Regions from separate parts of the Homo sapiens genome. Here all the other regions are linked to region 1. The links are chromatin contacts, found by Hi-C or POLR2A ChIA-PET in ENCODE. All regions are on one chromosome and are shown on one strand. The core of a region is the stretch at or near the end of the contact, and the rest is flanking DNA. Distances in the headings are between cores, read along the strand shown. Region 1 has its middle 74 kb from the start of MIR5197. Region 2 overlaps ARHGAP26 (Rho GTPase activating protein 26). Region 3 overlaps ARHGAP26 (Rho GTPase activating protein 26). Region 4 overlaps KCTD16 (potassium channel tetramerization domain containing 16). Region 5 overlaps ARHGAP26 (Rho GTPase activating protein 26).

Region 1 (2,924 bases), core at 139-2,638:
CCATGTTGAAAAAAACACCTGGTAACATGATATATGTGATAGTGACTGAAGGGTAGAAGGAACAACATAGATTTGGGTGCTCAAGGAAGGCCTGCGAGATGACTGTTGAAATGAAGCCCAAATGACAAAGGAAACCTGCCATATGAAGATCTGGACGAAGAGCATTCCAGGGAGAGGAAGAAGCAAATGCCCTAAGGGACAAGCTTGTTATGTTTGAGGAGCAGAAACAAGGCATGTTGGGTATTTGTGGAGTGGAATGAGGTATGAGGTAATTCAGACAGGAGGAGAGGCTAGATTCTGTATGGCATTGCTGGTATTAGTAAGGCATTACTTTTTCTTTTTCTTTTTTGAGACGGAGTCTTGCTGTCTTGCTGTGTCGCCCAGGCTGGAGTGCAGTGGCGCAATCTCGGCTCACTGCAACCTCTGCCTCCTAGGTTTAAGCAATTCCCCTGCCTCAGCCTCCTGAGTAGCTGGGACTACAGGCGTGCCACCACACCCAGCTAATTTTTTGTATTTTAGTAGAGACGGGGTTTCACCATGTTGGCCAGGTTGGTCTTGATCTCCTGACCTGGTGATCTGCCCGCCTTGGCTTCCCAAAGTGCTAGGATTACAGGTGTGAGCCACTGTGCCTGGCCAGGCATTTTTTTTCTTAAGTGTGATGGAAGATGGAGGGGTTAGGCAGGGGAGAATGGGTTGCCAGGAATCAAGAATAAAAGCAGGTCTGTTTTAGTAATCCAGGCAAGAGATGGAGGAAGCTTGGACTAGAAGAGCAGCCATGGATGTGGAGACATGTGGCTTGACCTGCTGATGGATTGGATATGAGGAAAAAGATGGGATGAACAAAAATTGTTAGAGGTGTGTATGTGAACTGGGGTGAAGGATGTTACCATTTACTTATTTGAGAAAGAATGGGAAAGAAATGGGTTTTTGGGGAAGAAACCCCCACAAAGTTCTGTTTTGTTTATGTCAAGTTTGAGATACTTATTGGACAATCATTTGAAGATATTAAGGTGGAGTCGGCTATACAAGCTTCAAGCTCAATGGAGATATCTAGGGCTGGAGAGGGAGTTGTGGTATTATAAGGGTAATGATGATGCTTAATTCCATGGTTCTGAATGAGATCACTGATGGAAAGTGTGTAGATCAAAAGTGGAAGGAAGGGAGGAGAACACCTGGAATATAGAATCATGTAATCTGTGCTGATTTATTTTATTTTAGGATCTGAATCATGCTGATTGTTTCTTCAATTCCTCACCATACCTTGCATTTGTACTTCTGAAGAGTCATATGTTTTTATTAGTTAGGCATTTGGTATAAAAATTGTTACTGTAAGCTATCTGTAATCACATTCTAGAAATCAGTTGGCGGGTAACAGATGCACATATGACCACAGGAAATGCCAAAAACCACTTCCCATGGTTGTTCCTCTTGCATGTACACATCTATTTTTAACACTCATGATTGTAAGGCAGAGCTCTTGTCACTTGAGGGAACTGTGTTTCCTCGTGGAGATCCAAGGCCACTGGACACAGAGAGTGGCATCCCATGGGCCAGCATTTACTGCTGCTGGTTTGTTAACAGAACTCCGACCTCATGGACATTTGGTTGCTTGATGGTTATGTGCTGGGAGTAGGGAATGGGAAGGTAAGTGGTTGCAGAAAAGCAATTCTATAGTTCTGAGGATTTCCTAACATGTCAAAATTTCTCAGAAAGCTTTGCTAATTTAGGACTTTTTGTCTAATTATCGGAAGTATTTACTCATCTCTTTCCTAAGAGCCTGTGCTCAGTCAGCTCTCTCCTAAGTGGAGTTGATTCTTTTCTAACATGTGATGGGTTTTGACTCAATAATGTGAGAGAGGAAACTTGAAGGTTCAAACCCTGACAGCTCCCTGCTGATGCACAGGAACTGTATTTACATGGCTCCCAAATACCCAATTGGAAAACTATTGCTTAACAGGTGGCTTGTACTAGCTACAAATAAACGGTTTATTTAAGGGGTCAAAATCAGCTATTTCAGCTTAGTGTCGTTGCTTTAAAGAAGGACTGTTTTCTAGCCAGAGGTCCTTGGCTTGAATCCAGCTTTAAAACTTACTTGTTCTATTACCATGGGAAAGTCACTTTTTTTTTTGTCTTTAGTTTCATCATCTGTAAAATGGGTATTATTGTCATAGCCACCCCAGAGTCCTATAAGGAGTGACATGTTGCTCTCTAAACCACAAAGTGTGAAATAAACTCTTAGATAGGAGAAATCCCATTTTTTCATTTTGTTCAGAAGAACTTTTGGAAGGGAGGCAAGATTGAGAAAAAAATATTCTCGTCTCCAGGGTTCTCCTGAGTTCATAAATTCTCAACCACAGGGGGACTGGGTTTTACTGGTCATGTCTCACCCTACCAGGCAGGATGTGGGTGAATATAAATCTATATCGTGGTGACTCAAAATGGCCCATTAAGAACTCGTTGGTCTTGGTCATATCAGATGAGGAAGCATTGAGCATCTTTTGGCCTGTGTCATACAAAACCATATTCCCTTTCATACTTCAGTGTTCTGTGCTTTATCTGACTCACTATCCCACACCTTTTCTAGTTCTACTTACAGGAGGTTTTAATGCTCCTTTCTTCAGAGTTAGACTCATGGAAGGAGTCAGTTAAACAATATTTATTGAATTTAAAATGCACAAATCATGGGTGCTAGCAATTACAATTTAGGGGTTTTTACTGCAAATAGACTCACAAAAGCACTCAAAGATACATGGGCAAGACATTGCAGCATGATACTAAAGAACTGAAAACAATCTAAGTCCTAGGAGATTAAATAAATTACAGTACTTCCAAACAATGGAATATTATGCAACCTTCATAAATAATAAGATAGATACATATTTTCTGACATGGGAACATATCTTAGGTATATTACTGTATAAAAA
Region 2 (2,924 bases), core at 135-2,634, 680 kb before region 1:
CCTTCCTCAGAGGGTGTTATATGACTCTGACTTCCATGACTTGAGTTGGGAGACGATACCATAGTTTCTGAATTGCTTTTTGGCTGTTCTGTAAAATAAGTTAGTGGAGAAGTTCTTGGAGTCTTAGAATTCATGTAGTTTGAACTTGTCATGGAGTTTTTTTTTTTCTTTTAATTAAATGAGAGCATGCCTGTTTGCTGTTTGATTCTGGTTTAACAAAGAATGGGGTATGGTGGTTAATGGACTTGATTGGGAGGGTGATTGAGGCAACCCTATTTTTACTCTTTAGTCTGCCTGGTGAAATATGGAGTTTTATTGGTTGAATATACCAGTTTATTTACCAATTTCTAAATATAAAATGAGTTTGTCTTTTTAAAATCAAAACCAAAAATGAGCTATTATGTAATTCTGGATAGAAGAAACAGTTCAACCAGTACATTCCACTTATGTACATTTCTGTTGATTGTGAGATAGAATAGTAAAAATGAAAAAAAAATACATGAAACAGAAGCTATATTTTCATAGTTTGTTATCAATAGTAGTAACAGGTATTTGCATTCTCCTTGAGTCTCACTCATCCCATCAGTGAATAATGCCTTGTCCTTGTGCAGTGTGTTAACATTTGCTTGCTTCTATGTCCCTGATACCTAGCATGATGACTGGCACATAATAGGAACTCAGTCAATATCTGTTGCATTTAAGAGCCATGCAATTTAATATGCCAAAGATGTCTTTGGGCTTCCCGATGTTTTACGACTTCAGTCTCTCATAAAAATGTAAGAACTTATCTGATGTGGTTGGTGATACCTACTTTTTAGACTATTATTATTGCTATGATCCTAATTATTTTAGGAACATTCCTCTAAAAATACTAAGGTTGCAGGCTTTAATAGGTTATGATTCATTCATTTATTAGGATCAGATCCTTTTTTTTTTTTTTTTTTTTTTGATACGGAGTCCTGCTCTGTCGCCCAGGCTGGAGTGCAGTGGCGCAATCTCCGCTCACTGCAAGCTCCGCCCCCCGGGTTCGTGCCGTTCTCCTGCCTCAGCCTCCCAAGTAGCTGGGACTACAGGCGCCTGCCACCGCACCTGGCTAATTTTTTTGTATTTTTAGTAGAGACGGGGTTTCACCGTGTTAGCCAGGATGGTCTCGATCTCCTGACCTCGCGATCCACCCGCCTCGGCATCCCAAAGTGCTGAGAGGATCAGATCCTTTCTAAATAATTGATTAGAAGCTACTTCCAAAACCTTCTTAGAGGGTTGACCCTTGCTTCCTCCCTCCCTCCTCTTTCCAACTCTCCTTCCCTCCCTCCCTCCTTCCTTCCTTTCTTCTTCTCCTTAAGATGCTGGTCTTTCTGGATCCCAGGACATGTATGCTACATGCACAGGGGGGCAGTACAACATTGTCATTAAAGCATGGGCTTTGCTTTAGATTCAGGCACACCTGGGTTCAAGTGCAGGCTTTGGCACTTACTAGTGGTGTGACATTATGCAAGTAATTTATGTGAGTCTCAGTCTTTTCACTTTTAAAAGAAGAAATAATGGTAGTGTCTACTTCATACAGTTATTGTGAAGAATGAATGATAATACAAGTAAAGTCCTTAGCACAGTGGTTAGCACATAATAAACACTCAGTAAATCTACCTGTGGTTTGGGGGCTGCCAGTTGCAGCATCTTCTGGTTTCTTACTTCCTCTGTCTCTCACCTGTACCACACCCAGATTATCATGGCATATTATTAATTCTTTCCATGCACAAAGGTCTTGCAGAAGGACCTCAATGGTTTATTACATCAGAGCACGCATAGTAGTGCAGATTCATATGTTCTGTCTCCAAATAGTAGATTACCATTGCCTTCCAGTGATGGCACTGTGTCCTTGAGTATTGGAAGAAAAAGGGAAGTAGCCCAAGTTCCTCCTTTGTGGATGACCTGGAGATACTCTCCTGAGTTTGACTGTAAGGTGAATCAAGAATATAGACAGGCATCCTTCATTGTTGGTCTTAATGCATGAGATGGATGACTTTATAACATGTAATGATGACCTAGGGTGAAGCTCAGATAGATTCAGAGGAAGACACAGACAACAGAAGTTGCAAACTGGTGGTCCACAGACATGCTTGGTTTGGCTTGAATAGTGTTTGAGGCAACAGTTTAAAACTGAAAAAAATCTTTAACTGCTGATCATGCCTTCCCGCATGCCAGCTACCGGTTGAGCTGAATGACAGATATTTCCTTTAGGTGGGGTGTGTGCTCTCTGTTCTGCCGCAGTCCCCACCATGCCCTGTTGCCCACCTCCCCCATGAAGACGAGTGACAGCTTTTTTGCTTTGCACTTGCACTGTTGTTTTTCCCACAGAGGGGAGATAATTCTTTGTTCTTTGTTTCTATCTGAAAGTAAAACTGCAAAAGAAAAAACCAAGAGCAACATAAGACCAAGTCTATTTTCCTTGGATTAAAGAATTTCTTATCCAGTTTCCCTAATTTTTCTTACTTACCGAGTCTCCGTAGACATTTGGGTCTGTAATCTCATAAACAGACATGGAAAAGGTGTCATTCTCCAAGATTATTCTATGTGGCTTTGGCCATATCTTTGTGTAAATGAAGCTCTTCTGAACCCGAACCATTGCATTGTCCAGGAACTGTTAGGAATTCATTTTCCCAGTAGCACTTTAGAAACAAAGGACCACTTCCCTTCCCTGGCACTTGCAAAACTCTTCTTGCAAGTGGATGGCAGCTGATGCTCCATTCCTTATCATTCCCCTTTGTCTCCTAAATAAGCATAAGGGGCAGGTTTCAGACACAGGCTTTGAGATTGTGTGTTCCTGTGGGTGCCTCAGCTCTTCTACTTTGAATTTGACCCTTAAATATACAGTAGTGTGGATGGAAGCTGGGGAATGAACTCTTGCCAACAGAAGATTTATAGTC
Region 3 (2,924 bases), core at 314-2,813, 580 kb before region 1:
TTTTGTTTTATTTCATTTATTTTTTTGAGACCCCTGTCACCCAGGCTGGAGTGCAGTGGTGTGATCACGGCTCACTGCAACCTCCGCCTCCTGGGCTCAGGTGATTCTCCTGCCTCAACCTCCCTAGTAGCTGGGATTACAGGTGCCTGCTACCACACCTGGCTAATTTTTTTTATTTTTAGTAGAGATGGGGTTTCACCATGTTGGCCAGGCTGGTCTCGGACTCCTGACCTCAGGTGATCCGCCTGCCTCGGCCTCCCAAAGTGTTGGGATTACAGGCATGAGCCACTGCGCCTGGCCAATCCCCTGATTTTACAAATGTTATTGCTTAGCACAGGGGTCCACTTTTTTTAGTAAAGGGCCAGATAGTAAATATTTTTATTTTTATAGGAGTATTCAACTCCGCTATGGTAGTGTGAAAGCAGTCACAGACAATATGGAAATGAGCAGGTGTGGGTGTTTTCCAGTAAAACTTTGTTTTACAAAACAGGCAATGGTGAATTTGGCCCAGGGACTGTAGTTTATTAACCCTTGGCTTAACACAAGGCTAAGTTTTTAAAATTAGTCTAAATGGGATGGCATGAGGTTTTGAGAGGGAGCATGAAAGTGTCACACGATGGGCTGCCATTTGTACAAATGCTGTTCACAGCAACTGAGTTTCCAAAGGAGCTCACAGGCTTAAAGAGGTCAAGGGAGCACAGTTGAGAAGTAGTGAAGCTCATACTCAAACCCTAGCCTGCCTCATTGCCAGGGTCATTTTTTTCCTGCAACACTTCATATGCTTGAAATCTTTGATCCATTCTGCCATCCTGTTCATATGTGGTCCACCCATGGGGGCTGGAAGGAATTTCATCATCAGACTCCAACATCTAACCCCTCTAGTTCTTTGTGGCTGAGGGGCCATCCCATATTCCTTCTTAGTGCACCACCTCATTAGAGCCCTCAGTGGTTCCTCAAACACCTGTGCACAGTGCTGGGTGCACAAGGGTCACGCATTTCACTGACTGGCTTCCCCAGGGTCAGACCCTTAGTGTGGCCCACCACTCTCCCACAGGGATTTGGCAACACAACATAATGCTTTATATGTTGTTTCTGTACATCCACTCATCCTTCTTTAGGCCGTCATTCAGAGCAAACTCCCTGATGGCGTTTTATTCAGGTTTGCCTTGTTTTATGAGGACAAGATTGAGGACCAGGAGAGGAGATGGGGAGGGACATCATTACCATTGCTCTGTTTCCTATTGTTGTGCCTCTGACTGTACATTTCCTTCATCTCTGTTCCTCAGCCTCCCTTGATCTGTAAAACAGAAAAGGAGATTTAGGCTTGAAAACTGTAGGGAAAGCCTTGATGGGATCGCCTGGGCCACTATTTTTAAAAGACATCTAAAGCCTTCAGCCATTACCAAAAATCCACCGTCTCATGAAAGCAGCAGAGGGCAGAAAAGAGGATTTGTTTTTCTTTTGCTTCTAGTCACCTTTGGCCTTTTGCTGTTAGAACACCCACAGTTGAGAGGCAGGAGGAGGCAGCCACCGGTAACCAGGATCCTTTTGGGATCAGAACCATCCAGAGGCTGCCAGGCCTCTGCTGGTCGGTGGCTTATAAATAGAACATTTCCCCTTTTAAACCTGAGAAGGGTGGAAGGCATTAATGGGCACAGTGGCCTGGCCGCCTATGCACTGGCCCACGAGGCAGTCAGCTGAGTGCAGCATCCCCTCCAGCTTTCTCTCCAGGCCTGCCAGGTCTGAGCTGATAGAGGACAGACACTCTGCCTCCCTCCCTTGCCTGCGTTCCTTCCTGCCCTCCTCCCCACACCCTTTTTCTTTCCCCTTTCTCCTCTCTCCTGTGCATGCAGTTTCCGTGGCCACCACTTTCATCTTCTGAGCCGCAGTCAGGCGAGGTGGTATAATTCTAGCTCTCCCTAGGTGCTGACTTTCTACACCTCACTTTTCATTATGAGTTGCCTGTGCAACACAGTTGCTGTGGTGCATTGAGCTTGAATTACATTTAGTTGAGCTGTAATACCCCAGCTCTAGAATAGCCCTGGCTCGGAGGGCAGGGGGCTGGAGAGAGAAGAAGGGGCAGGAACAGCTTGTTTTTGCAGATATTTTATTATTTGAGTTCCCAGCTATTTTGTTTGATGAGACCCTGGCCCCCAAAGCTATGACTGGTGGTGGTACTCCTTGGACTTGCATGGATAATCAGAAGCCTTTCTGCTTGTCCTAAAAGACACTTGACAAATCTACCCTCTCTCTCAGCTAGCTTTAGACTGGCAGATGCAGCCAGTGTATGCCTCTGCCATGGCCTAATATTCCCCTTTCCCTCAGTGATGTGGGCTCTGTACTGACAGCAGGCTGCAGCCTGAGCAGGTGTGAGCCACCCGTTGCCATCCCAGTTTGGGCTTCAGCCAAGAGACAGTGAGCAGGTCCCTGGCTACATCTTTAACCCCTAAAGCCCAGTGCAAGGGGTTATTGAGACAGAGACTAAAATATTTCCCCCACTGCCACCGAGTACAGGCTTCCAGTTATTGTGGTTAATGTTTATTGAGTACATACTGGGGAGTGGGCAACATGTTCACTGCTTGATATACGTTATGTCATTTGATCCTCCTAAGAACCCTATGAGCTAGATACTATTATTGACCCCATTTACAGATGTGAAAACTGAGACTTCATTCTGAGGGCAAACTTGGTCACTCCCTGCACTGATCAGAGTTGTCAGAGCCTGCAGCTCACAATCGGCATGTAAGATTGAGCAGAGGGTAGAGTAGTGCTTAGAAGTGTTAGCTCTGGAGTATTCCACACGTGGTTTGAAATCCCAGCCTCAAGAATTACTGAGTGTGTGATTTTGAGAAATTAATTTCTCCAAGCCTCAGTTTCTTTGTCTGAAGGTGGGAATAGTTTTAATAATTAAATCTTTGGTTTTT
Region 4 (2,924 bases), core at 301-2,800, 580 kb after region 1:
CCTGATGGAGTTTAGAATGATACATCTGGTGGTAAGCTTTCTCATCCTAACTCTTTTCTTTAACCCACAAAGGGTGCTTAACCAAAAGTGGCTAGGCTGATGGTTAGTAGGTAGGACATTTCAACCTCTGGCAAATTTGTCATTGAGCAGCATCAGTAAAAAGGTGGAAGATTCTCCACTATCCTCAAAACTTTTTCAATGACTATAAATCAAATGTAATAAAGAGGCATCTAACCAAAATAAAATTTAAGCTGTTGTGCCTAAGGTGATCCAAATATACATGAAGAGAAATGTATCAACAGATAAATAACTTGAGTTATGAAATAGGGGTTTGGAGTGGAAAAGAGTCAGGTGAGAGGTCAGCTTGAAAACACCAAATGGGGCATTGTAATATTCCTAATCAAATACTCACCTCCCCTCCCCTGCCACAAAAAGTTGAGAATCAATACTGAGTGAACAGCTTCTTTGAAAAGTGAATCTTTCTACAAAGAAGTTCCAAAAGAGAGATAAAAGATCAACTATACACAACATAATCAAAAGCAAGCCCTGTTGTCATGGTAAGGCCTTATATTCATGTGTAGGGTGTCTAAGTAGCACCAGTAATTTGCAAACACATTGATAAAGGCAATAAATAACAATGATATCAAAGGATGCACTTAGACATTTTGGACCCTCTAAGATATGCCAGGCTCTTTATACTTAAATCTACTGGAGTAGCAGTTCTGAAAGTATTTAACGCACAGCTCTTAACCTACTTGGAGAACATGTACTGTTTTGAAATTTGGATGAACTCTTGGGATCTCTAGAAAATGCAGAGCAGGTCACGCCTGTAATCCCAGGACTTTGGGAGGCCGAGGCGGGCGGATCACGAGGTCAGGAGATTGAGACCATCCTGGCTAACATGGTGAAACCCCGACTCTACTAAAAATACAGTAACAAAATTAGCCGGGTGTGGTGGCGGGCGCCTGTAGTCCCAGCTGCTCGGGAGGCTGAGGCAGGAGAATGGCGTGAACCTGGGAGGCGGAGCTTGCAGTGAGCCTAGATTGCGCCACTGCACTTCAGCCGGGGTGACAGAGTGAGACTCCATCTCAAAAAAAAAAAAAAAGAAAAAAGAAAAAGAAAATGTAGAGCAGGTACATAGAGTTTTGCATACAATTTCAGGGAATTCATGAATTTTGTGAATCCCGTTTGCAGACCTAGGTTAAGAATGGAGGCTTAAAGCAAATCGTGCTAGGTAATAAGGACCTTCACGGAATATAATTTTCCTTTCTGAGTAACTGTTGTCAGCCACCTTGTATCACAATACACATGCCCTTTAGTTTTTTCAGGTGGTTTGCCAGCATTTTTCCTCTTTTCCCTTATATTGGTCATCTCATTTTAATTCACATGGTTGCCATATTCCTTAGCCTTTTATGAAGGTAGTTAAGGTAGACTGCTATATTGTTATTTCCCTTCCTTCTCCACAGTGGCTTTAAAGAGTTTATGTGGCCTCTGTGTCAGAACTACTTATTGCATTCAGGATGAGGCTGACAACCCACAACCTGTGAAGACAGACTGGGGAAATCCACCGGAAAAGGTTTTGGAGGGAACTGCAGATTCGTTGTGAGTAACCAGACCCAGCGAGAGCAATGAATTACATAAGCACAAATGAATATGTCTGCATTTTGATAACCCTTCACCCCACCCGCAGCCAGGCACTTAGTCACTCTTTCCTCTGTGTCTCCTTAACGCTATTATACCTCTATTATAGCTCCTATCACTGCACTGGATTTATTTGTTTACGAGTCTGTCTCTCTTACTAGACTATGAGCAATTCCAAGGCAGAGTCCATGACTTATTTATCTCTGTACCTCAACCCAGTGTCTGGGTTAAGAGTGCAGGCTTTGGAGTCAGAGTGTCTGCACTCAAATCCACGTTCTGTACATTTGCGTAAGATCACTTGGGCTAGCTACTTGACTTATCTGAACCTTGGCTTCTCTCTCCTTCCGTTCTCTCTCTTTCTTACGATGCCTCACTTTCCTTTGTGCCTATAAGTGTCACACTAACAAAGCTTATTGTGAAGAATAAATGAAATAATGCTCAGCATAGTGACAGTCATGTAGTAGTGATTCAGTAATTGGTATCTATTATTATATCTATTAATATTACGATTGATTGTTGAATGAAAATTCCTTTCTTTACTATAGTTCACCTGACTGGAAAAAGCCTTTTTTAGCTTAAACTACTAAAGAACACACTTTTCCCCTACCTCTTTCCTTGTCCCCTCTGTCCCTTTGCTATTAATACCCCTCCCCAGTAACATAGTAATTAATATTCTATTTTATTTTTCTCCACTATATTTATTATCATCTGACATTCTATATGCTTATTCATTTATTGTCTAGAATGTGAGCTCTATGAAGGCAGGAGCTTCAGCTCTTTTGTGTTCATTGTGGAATCCCCATTGCCTATGGCAATGCCTAGCATGTGGAACATACTAAACAAACATTTACTGAATGAATGAGTGAATGGGCACTCACAGACACACACACACCACAACACACATAAAACATTCTCATTCTCTGCTGAAGGTGAGCCTCACTGATTGTCGTTAATGTGCGACATTCAATGTACACCATTCTTCACTTTGCCAAATGGGTAATAGAGCAGCTTTTATCTTTATTTCCCTTTCTTTCATGGCTGGGGGATAGAGGGAAAATATTTTTTAATACTGTTGTAAAAACGGAAATTCTTATTGCTTTAATGTCAAAGCCACACCTGTCAGTGGGGACATTGAATGGGAATCATTGGTGGAAGTCCTCCCTGATAAGTGAGCAAAGGGATGCTGGGGAGAGGGTAGATGAGTTCTGAGTTACTCTGTAGAAGTGGTGGTCGTTGAGAAACTTGTTTCTGTCATTTCTGCTCAAAAACTCACAATGACTACT
Region 5 (2,924 bases), core at 285-2,784, 550 kb before region 1:
GGAAAAAGGAATTTACTGGCTCATATGATAAGAAGGAGAGGCAAATACAAGGGTTCAGGATCCACCATTTCTGCTTATCTTGTCTCTGGGTTGTCGGACTTTCAGGCTCTGTGTGGTGGCACCTGGCAGTTACATAACCTCCTAGTGCAAGCCCAGCAAACAGCAAATATCTGTTCGTGAGTCCTGGAGAGTTACTCTGATTGGGCAGGCTTAGGTCTTGGGCCATCCCTCATCCAGGCACTGAGTCCAGAGAGTTGATATACTTTTGGCCAGTCTGTCCTGAATCTCATTCTCCACCCCTGGAAAAAGTAAGAAAAGGGTTGCTCTCCAACTCAAAATGAGGTGCTATGCAGAAAAAAAAAGGACTGGGAGCTGGTGGCAAAGAACTAGTCTTTAGCCAGTATGAGGGAGCTGGATTCTCCCTCCTGTGCACTGAAAAAGACTCTGTGACCCTCCCACCAGTATGTGTATGACCTGGCCTGCCTCACCAGGGACAGGATGGGGATCTGTGAAGCAATTACACTCCCCAACCTCTGCCTCTTCTTCTCACCTCCTTGTGTGCTACTCAGGAAGATTATAAGAATTATCTCTCCTGTTCTTTTATCATACATGCTTGTTTAAAATATACTGATTTGTTTAAAAGTCCATGCAAGAAGAGACAAAAGAAATTGTCAGAGCTGATATGGTGGTTCTCATTGCACATTTGAGCTTAAAGCAATTTTTTTAAAAATACAAAAGTAATGGAATAAAATCATACCACAGTCCACCACTTTAACCCAACCACTAATTTAGAGTATTTCCTTTCAGCCTTGTTCATATAAAAAGTTCATAGAAAAAGTTTCTCATAGACATATCTTGTTTTTTTTTATTTGACATTATATAATGCAGGCATTTTCCATGTTGCTTTACAGTCATCGTTGTCATATAAATCGGCGAGGTAATATTCCATCAGGTAGACATACGGTAATTCACTTAATCATTCTTCTATCGTTGGACATTTAGGTTGTCTCCTTTTTTTGTTGTTTTTTCTGCTTTTGCAAAGAAGAGTGTGTGCTGAACGTTTCTGGGGTCTGTAACTTTTCTCGTGCCTTATCTTATTTTCTGAGGATAGACTGTGAGAAATGAGATTACTGGTTCAAAGGGTATAAACGTTTTTAAGACTTTGATACATATTACCAAATTGCTTCTCAAAACTCTTGCATTTGTCTCTCCTGCTGCCAGCAGGATAGGAGAGGATCAGTTTCACTGCATTCTTGCCAGCAAGAGATATTGGAATTTTTAGACATTTTCCTAATTTAATAGGTAAAAAAAATACTTGTCATTTTTGTTTTACTTTGCATTTCTCTAGTTACTAGCAAGATTGGATGCCTTTATGTGTGCTTATTTATTAGTTCCATTTTATGCTGTGCTTTATGTATTGTCTTTTCTTCATTTTAGACCCCAAGACTGCTTCTGAGACAGAAACAGATATCTGTGCTGAATGGGAGATAAAGACCATCACTAGTGCTCTGAAGACCTACCTAAGGTAGGGACTTTCCATTTGCAAGGCAGAGTGCCAGCTAGTTATCATGCAATCAGGAAGAAAGCAGTTTTATTTTCAGACTCCGGAGAGCTGTCGGGTGGGTGTTTGAGATGTGGAAACAGCTTCTGTGTGGGTGCGTTTAGCTCAGCTGGTCAAACCAATCGTAAATCATCCATAGTTGATGGGTTGCCTTTGTGCAGTGACACCCTGAGTGATTTAGGAAACTTTGTTCTATATGAGAAGTATTGTGATAATTAGCCATGAACAGAACCTAAAATGGGGTCTTCCCCGAAGTCCCTGAATAATCTGTTAAGAACACAAGGAATCATGAATCATCTTCTGTTAAGAATGCATGATTACATACCTCATGTATTTTGATAGTTTCATACTTTACACAGAGTACATTGCTGACAATGGTTCTTAAAAATGAGAACTTAATGGAACTCCTTTTTGACTCCTTCCCTTACACTGGACAATATTATTTCTCTGCAGAGACTATTTTCCTTGTATCATTTATATATGATACTACTGTACCCTCTCTATGCCTCCTTTCATTATTAAAGGTTGGGTTATTGACCAGCTGCCTGCATCTTAGTTTCATGAATAGACCAAAATATTTATGCTGGACTTGAAGGACAGGAATACCATAGTTCTTACCAAAAAAGGTGGGACCTAGTCTTAAAAGGAGAGGGGAATGGTCATCAGAAATAGCATAAGTCTCTGTGCAGATTTTTTGAAGATGGAATTGGCTGGAAAGCAAAGGAAGGAGGCCACAGAAAAGGAATTGCTGATGTAGATTTTATTGGCTATTGGGTAATTAGAGTCAAGAGTAAGATATAATGTAAGTGTTAACTAAAACTAGGAGTCGAATTAAGGGACCCAATGAGAATAAAATCTGAGCCAAGAATAATGTATAGTCCTATTGAGAAGTTTCTTATTTGAACTATCAGGAAAAAACCCTCAAGTTTATGGTTAAACATACTCATACCCCAGCAGGTAAAATTTGTTTATATCATACCTAATGTTAGGGGTTCTAGCATTCTGGAGCAATACTCCATAGTGAATTCACCACCACAACACCTACAAAAATCTTTTATAGTGTTTCTAGATGAATTGATTCTAACAACAAGCCGCTGGGAAGATCAAGACTTGCAAATATGTAGTTAGTTGCCTGTTTCTCAGACACATCTTAAAATGCTGTTGTTGATAGATGAGTCACTGACTGAAAAGGAAATCTCTTAGTTTGTGTTAGACTCTTGCATTAGCACTATTTTAGTGTTGACAATGAAACATAGTTGTGTCTATTCATTTAAGAAAGAGAGAGAATAAACATTTTGGGTGAAATCTCAGAACGCTTGCAATAGGGAAACTACATTGTTATTGTTTCCCTGTGATCTTTGTC

Evidence for each region. A loop is a pair of places that touch in the nucleus more often than their neighbours do. ChIA-PET counts read pairs that join two places held with the same protein, here RNA polymerase II (POLR2A). Pooled maps may share reads with other maps.
Region 2: a loop to region 1 is called in a pooled map, with 2.4 times the contacts of the local background. The contact joins two enhancer-like sites. A Hi-C loop is called at or near these places in 1 of 37 single-sample maps with no recorded cell type and 2 of 50 pooled maps. POLR2A ChIA-PET finds 5 or more read pairs at or near these places in 1 of 52 experiments (AG04450).
Region 3: a loop to region 1 is called in a pooled map, with 4 times the contacts of the local background. The contact joins two enhancer-like sites. A Hi-C loop is called at or near these places in 13 of 37 single-sample maps with no recorded cell type and 7 of 50 pooled maps. POLR2A ChIA-PET finds 5 or more read pairs at or near these places in 1 of 52 experiments (OCI-LY7).
Region 4: a loop to region 1 is called in a map of naive thymus-derived CD4-positive, alpha-beta T cell, with 3 times the contacts of the local background. The contact joins two enhancer-like sites. A Hi-C loop is called at or near these places in 1 of 168 maps with a recorded cell type or tissue (naive thymus-derived CD4-positive, alpha-beta T cell), 3 of 37 single-sample maps with no recorded cell type and 11 of 50 pooled maps. POLR2A ChIA-PET finds 5 or more read pairs at or near these places in 1 of 52 experiments (activated CD4-positive, alpha-beta memory T cell).
Region 5: a pooled map shows a loop between it and region 1 (8-fold over the local background). The contact joins two enhancer-like sites. A Hi-C loop is called at or near these places in 1 of 37 single-sample maps with no recorded cell type and 9 of 50 pooled maps. POLR2A ChIA-PET finds 5 or more read pairs at or near these places in 3 of 52 experiments (OCI-LY7, WTC11 and activated CD8-positive, alpha-beta T cell).

What each region holds. Positions count from the first base shown.
Region 1 is chr5:143,604,088-143,607,011 of GRCh38, forward strand. No RefSeq gene overlaps it. Among named protein-coding and RNA genes, the nearest start is that of MIR5197, 74 kb to the right of the region's middle. Within about 2 kb of position 1,389, at least 7 of the 41 ENCODE cell types and tissues checked have a DNase peak (open chromatin) inside an H3K27ac peak, as active enhancers do.
Region 2 is chr5:142,922,932-142,925,855 of GRCh38, forward strand. All of the region lies in intron 10 of ARHGAP26 (Rho GTPase activating protein 26), which reads left to right. Among named protein-coding and RNA genes, the nearest start is that of ARHGAP26-AS1, 55 kb to the left of the region's middle. Within about 2 kb of position 1,385, at least 3 of the 41 ENCODE cell types and tissues checked have a DNase peak (open chromatin) inside an H3K27ac peak, as active enhancers do.
Region 3 is chr5:143,022,073-143,024,996 of GRCh38, forward strand. All of the region lies in intron 12 of ARHGAP26 (Rho GTPase activating protein 26), which reads left to right. Among named protein-coding and RNA genes, the nearest start is that of ARHGAP26-AS1, 150 kb to the left of the region's middle. Within about 2 kb of position 1,564, at least 8 of the 41 ENCODE cell types and tissues checked have a DNase peak (open chromatin) inside an H3K27ac peak, as active enhancers do.
Region 4 is chr5:144,188,406-144,191,329 of GRCh38, forward strand. The region is part of intron 2 of KCTD16 (potassium channel tetramerization domain containing 16); the gene reads left to right. Among named protein-coding and RNA genes, the nearest start is that of KCTD16, 19 kb to the left of the region's middle. Within about 2 kb of position 1,551, at least 10 of the 41 ENCODE cell types and tissues checked have a DNase peak (open chromatin) inside an H3K27ac peak, as active enhancers do.
Region 5 is chr5:143,053,002-143,055,925 of GRCh38, forward strand. It overlaps ARHGAP26 (Rho GTPase activating protein 26), which reads left to right. Exons shown (of 23, transcript NM_001135608.3): 15 at 1,438-1,525. It overlaps LOC124901097 (a long non-coding RNA gene), which reads right to left. Exons shown (of 2, transcript XR_007058979.1): 2 at 852-1,112. Among named protein-coding and RNA genes, the nearest start is that of ARHGAP26-IT1, 140 kb to the right of the region's middle. RefSeq lists an enhancer at 1,471-1,520. Within about 2 kb of position 1,535, at least 3 of the 41 ENCODE cell types and tissues checked have a DNase peak (open chromatin) inside an H3K27ac peak, as active enhancers do.